Regions from separate parts of the Homo sapiens genome. Here region 1 is linked to region 2. Evidence: chromatin loops called from intact Hi-C (ENCODE). Cell type or tissue: ovary. All regions are shown on one strand. Links, peaks and the distances in the headings refer to the core of each region. The heading gives the core; the rest is flanking DNA. Region 1 has its middle 93 kb from the start of ZNF621. Region 2 has its middle 89 kb from the start of CTNNB1.

Region 1 (2,916 bases), core at 308-2,807, 490 kb before region 2:
GGCACACACACTGCACAGAACCATAGGCGTTAGAGAGGAGCAGAATGCTGAAACTCACAGTAGACAGCATTTCTTTTCAAACAAGCAAGCATGGCCACACAATGAAGTTATCTTTAGGTAGCCAAGTGGGCGGTTGTCATAGCGATGTGTGCATTATTAAGAGAGTGTTGTTCATCCTGGCAGCTAATATCATAATGAGGTTGGCTCATTATCAGGTTGAGCCAAAGTTGGCTTTTGCTCTCCTTTTTTGCTGGGGCCTGGGGTCCAGCGAGGTCTCGATTCCACCTCCAAGCTGGATCACCGACTCCCAGCATCTGTCTTTTATTTGGTTACCCCAGCTTCCTTCTGTGCTCTTCTAGGGGAGCAGATAAAGGAGGACGGCTGGGCGGGGCTCCTGGTGCCTTCACCTAGTGTTCGTCCTGTAGCAGGGTGCCTGCTATAGTTTGTGAAACACTTAACAGCACTTGAGAACTATGTTGTCCCAGGCAACTGGGACATGTGAGATTAAACCGCAGATTGGTCTGCAGACAATCAGCTACTCTGCTTTCCTTCTGCACCTGTTTCTTTTGCCTACTTGGTTCCACGAAACCAGCTGTAAGGACCAAATGGTACCTTTTGTGTCATGATCACCATTTAATGGGAACTTCTTAATTCCCAGTGTTCACTGCAATTTTGTGAATTCCAAGATTCGTGAAAAGTCTACCTGTCACCTCAAGTTCAGGTGCCTGGTGGCTGTTTCACCTTATGACCAGATGTCCAGTTAATTTTAAATCAATTTGGAGATTGTTTGCCATTGCTTTCTTTGTCTGTCTCTGTTTGGGTTTTTTTTATAGGATGCTACAATGGTCTATTTGGCTCAAATTTAGATTTCATGCTGCATGTGATTTTCATTCTTGCCTCATGTTTTAAAAAATTAAGTTGCTTCTAATTTTCTCACTGTTTGGGCCAGCAGAGCATCCTCTTCAGAAGGAAAGGAGAAAGCAAACAAAATAATCTTGCTCAAAGCTTCACCAGGGAGATGGTGGCCACTGCCTGAGAGGTGAGTCAGGAAAAGGAAATGGTTTGTACCTTTATCACTAAGTGTCCTGTTGCGGTGAGCAAAGATGTGCCCTCTCAGGTACAGCCCTTGGTGATGCCCCCAGCACTGCCCTTGCAGACGCCCCCAGCACTGCCCATCTTCAGTACACCCGTTCCTCCAGAGCCTTTGGCAGTGTTCTGCAGCCCAGTGAAGGGATGGCATTTTATGGTAGGTTTTCTTAGAGCACAGTCCACTAACATCAGAGTCACTTGAGGACTAATTAGAAATGCAGATTTTGGGGTCCCCTGACAAACTGTTCCTCAGCTAAGCATGATGCACATCGATTTTTTTTTTTATGAGCCTTTTTGGTGTGTTTCATTTAGTAGTGTTTTTCCTTGTCCTTTTTCCTTTTTAAAAAGTAATATAAGGATATCGTAAAGCTGGTTTAAACAATGAAAAGAGAAAATGGTTTCTAGTCCCCGGTCTGTCTCCTCGGGGACTCCTATACTTTTCTGTTTTTATTTTGTGTGTATCTTTCAGAGATATTCCTCACATACATATGTATATAAATTCTCTTAAAATCCACAGTGGCAGCTTCCTAAATACACTGTTCTGTCACTTGCTTTTTTTTTTTTCCCCTCTATGCAATATATCTTGGCTATGGTTTCATACCAGCATATTAAGATCTTCCTCATTTTTAAAAATGACTGCACAGTACACTTTGTATGGGATGTAGCATGTTTTATGGGTTTTGAACAAAGCTGGTGTCTGCTCCTAATCAGGTACCTTTCTCTCCTTAGGCTTTAAGAATATGGTCTCATAAATCTGCAACAACCCTTGGCAAAAGAGAGACTTTTTTTTTTTTTGGCCCTATTTTAACCATAGGATAGCCCGTCTTGGTTTGGGTTCACCAGAGGTAGAAGCTGACACCAGGATTCCAGTGGGGGTAATCTGGAAGGTGATCATAGGTAACACCTGCAAGTGAGACAGGGAAGGAAGTCATTAAAGGGGGTGTAATCAAGCAGGTTACCACTGTGGGCAACTGGGGCTTAATTCTTCAAGGGCCACTCCAAGGCAGTGCAGAGCATGCCTTGGGGTTATTCCACCTGAAGTGTGGTGGAGCTGGCCACTGGTGACTGACAGGTTGCTTGTGGGAGTGGGGGTGCTAAATTCCCCTACCATTTCTGGCCTGCCTCACAGGGTATGGGGACTCCATTGACCAAAGAAAAACCTTAGCCCAAGAGATGCAGGTGCCAGTAGCTGGAAGTTGGGCAGTTGTGCACTGAAATGGTAAGGGCAAGGGTTATGATTGTCATACCAACAGCAGTCACCACACAGCTGGAGGCTAGAGCTTCTAGATTCATCTATATACTTAAGAAGAGCAATGGACATGGATGCAGTGCCAGAAACACAGACTGTTTTCCTAGCTCTTCTCTTATGGTGACTTTGGGTGAGTTGAGTCATTCAAGCTTTTGGAGCTTAACTTTCATAATCTGGAATATGAGGCTAGTGGCACTCACTTCTCAGGATAACTTTGTGGACTAAATGAGGATTTCCAGTTTTGGAAAAAAGATTTCAGAGTCCTGAGTGCTAGTGATTACTGCTACTATGTAGCAGCCAATACCCAGGAAAGAAGGCCATTAACATCCTTCAGAACCTACCCAAGATCACCACATTTGGTGAGATCAGAGCCCCCATTCCCTGCACTCATGCAAGTTATTCTCCAAAAATGCCAGAAGTCAAATTCAAACCAATCTAAATGGCACCAGGATGCCAACAAGAAGAGGAGGACAATGCTTCCCAGGGACATTCCTTCCATCAAGAGCACAGCAGACAGACCCTTTAATTCTGCAGTAGCAGGAACATCATGTTTGCTTTTCTGAAACAGCCTAGATTTT
Region 2 (2,916 bases), core at 255-2,754:
ACATGTGGCTTGTTTCCAAGGGTCTACCAATGTAAGTATCACTATAATTAACATCTCTGTGCATAAAATTTTATTTCCTTACTTGGGAGTTATTTTTTCAGTATAAATTCCTATAAATTGAGTTACTAAGTTAAAAGGTAAGGGCATTTATTGCACATTGTATATTTTTAAGGGATGGTTTGGAATATATCTAACAGAAGCATTAATGGAAACTTGCCTATAGTATTTGGATTCAGAGGGGCCCAAATTCCCTCACTCCCATTTCACTTTGAGATTGAGAACATCACCAGCCTAATTTAAACAGATGTGACTGTCATGGTCCTTCTGCAGGGGTCCTTTACCAACGTTCAAGTCAGGAATTAGTTATTAGTGTTTGTCTTAGCATGTTACCTCCAAGGAATGATCAGCAAATCTTTTGTTACCCCACTACCATGTTTCTTATCTTCACTGGGGTGTATATTCTAGCAATAAATCATTTTCAAGTATTTATATGTGCTATGGTTATATGTGCTTTATGTATAAAGTTCTTATAGCTTCCATCAGTCACTAAAAAATGAGGGCTACATCTGTGCTGTTCAAATCAGTAGCTACTAGCCACATGTTGCTAAATTTAAATGAATTAAAATTAAAATTTTGAGTTCTCATTTGCACTCACCAGGCTTCAAGTGCTCAATAGCCACATGTGCCTCATGGCTAGTGTGTTGGACAGTGTGTGGTTCTATTGGATAGTGCTGCTGAAACAATTCCTCTTTGGCCTCAGCTGTCACAGAGAACCTGTGTTTCATAATTACCTTTCCACGACTCAGTTCAGATTTGAAGTGAAGTACATCCTCCTGCTCATCGAAGACACAAAGGAGCACCCCACCTGAGGAGGCTGATGGTGACTAGAATCATGTACAGTCACTGAGGACTCACTAGGCACCAGGCACCCCACTAAACACATCTACCTCCCAACAACCCCCAGGCATGGGTACTACTTTACACATAATGAAAAATTCTGGGAAGAAAATTCTTCCATTCAATCTAAGTAATTTCTTGGGAAAGAATGCTTTAATATGCTGCTCAGGACACAGGGTGAGCCTCTGCAGTGGTACCCAAGGAATAAAACGTACTCATCAGATTGCTCTATAATCATTTAATTTTCCGAGGCGGGGGCAGAGGATAGAAAAAGGTATCTATCAGGGGAATGGAAGCATGAAGCACGTGTGGAGCTCCTCAGTCTCTTTGAAAAGACTCATGTGATGTAGGAAGGACCCTTGGTTGCTTTTCTCCACACAGACCTGCAGGCAGCAGGGCAAGGAAAAAGGAGAGACATGCGGACTGGTGTCTCCCACACGAGAGTCAGAAAAACATCGGTTCAATATTGGATTCTATCTCTCACTGGCTGTGAGAGCTCATTCAAGCCTCAGTATTCCAACCTGCAGTATGGGGAGAATACCACATAACATGGACGTTTGCCTGAGGCCTGAATTGAAGGAGAGAGACAAAGGCTTCATCAGTGCTTCCTCCCAGGTCAACTCGGGCTGCATGCCCCCGTGACCAGACTGACACAGGTGGCACTTTCACCCCACGGCCAACTGATACAGAGCTACACAGCATTAAGGAGGGGCTTATCTGTGCTCCCTGAGAAGGAAAGGGTGGGCTCCCCTAGCCTAGGGCTGCTGGCTCACCCTGGGCTCCTGGGAGAGGAGACAGGTTAAAGTCAGACGGCACTTTGGGTCCTCCCAGGATCTTGCTGCCAGACCCTCAGAGTGGAGGAGATGATGGAAACTCATAGCCCCTTGAACTGCTCGATGCTGCCAAGAAGCAGCAAGGTGTAGCATCTTTGCAATTCTGTATGCAGCGGAGTGGGAGCTCCAGCACTCCCTGAGATATTGAGCTTTAAACCTGTCACAGTAAATAGTCAGGAATTAATACACCAACTCCTCAGCTCTGGCAGTGCAATTTGCCATCTAAATTGTTACCTTCACCAGAACGGTACATAAACAAAGTCAGCAGGTTGCAGGAACTTTTCAGCAGACATGGTGAAACTTGTTCTTCCCTAAGAAGAGAGAGGGAGGAGTAGGGAAAGGGAGTTGACATGTCACACATCCCTGTGGTGTGCCAAGCAGTGAGCTGGTGCTTAGCAGGCACTGCCTCTTTTATCTTTACAACCCCCTGTGAGGGAGGGATTATCATTCTCATCCTGCCAGTGAAAAAAGTGAAGGTCAGAGTCATCTGCCCAAGGTCACTAAGCTGGTAAGTCAAAGAGCCACCCTCAGCCCCAATGGTTCTGACCCAAGATTCATGCTACACTACTGAATCAGGTCTTCAAACAGTTCCCGGAGATAGGAGTCAATATATAGCACGCCAGCTGTTCTGCAGTGAAGTGGAACTGTGGACAGAGCTCTGCCCAGACCCCAGGGACCTTCCTTTTAACCTTTCTGTGCACCCTGTCACCAACTGCTGTGTTGCTTCACTTCTAACAGCCACATGTACCTCTCCCTTAAGAGGACTGACTGTCTAAGGGCTGCAGCAGCACTCTGCCCACATGAGCAAAAACCTGGAAGTGCCTGGAGGCCCTTGGACAAAGAATGACTGTTTGGGGATTATGAAAGCATAGCTCCATTGCCTGCAGTCAGGACACACTCTGAGGTGTGACACTTTCCAGAGCACCCTGTAGGACCAGGTAGAGGCTGGGACTCTGCCTAGGATCACCTTGTGAGGTTTCCCACTCTGCCTTGCTTCCCCATCCCTTCGGTTGCTTCTGGATGCACCTCCTTAATAAATCAGTTTTCTGTGGATGCCTGTCTCAGGGTCTGTTTCTGATAAACCTACCCTAAGACAGAGTATTTCCTTACTGAAGGGAACCAATTTGTATGTGGGACAGGGTTGACTTAACAACCCAGGCTTCTTATTCTCTATCAATAAGTTTCT

What was found. Hi-C counts contacts between places; a loop is a spot of excess contacts. Peaks named below come from ENCODE experiments on the same cell type or tissue, not always from the same donor. Only the 100,000 strongest peaks of a DNase experiment are listed, where the experiment ranks them.
Region 1: it touches region 2 in a loop (5-fold over the local background); 1 of 110 quality-filtered maps calls a loop at or near these places.

The regions. Positions count from the first base shown.
Region 1 is chr3:40,616,153-40,619,068 of GRCh38, forward strand. No RefSeq gene overlaps it. Among named protein-coding and RNA genes, the nearest start is that of ZNF621, 93 kb to the left of the region's middle. RefSeq lists an enhancer at 1-341. In ovary, for the core only: no CTCF peak of the experiment used is centred there; no DNase peak of the experiment used is centred there.
Region 2 is chr3:41,108,727-41,111,642 of GRCh38, forward strand. No RefSeq gene overlaps it. Among named protein-coding and RNA genes, the nearest start is that of CTNNB1, 89 kb to the right of the region's middle. In ovary, for the core only: no CTCF peak of the experiment used is centred there; a DNase peak (open chromatin) is centred at 1,620.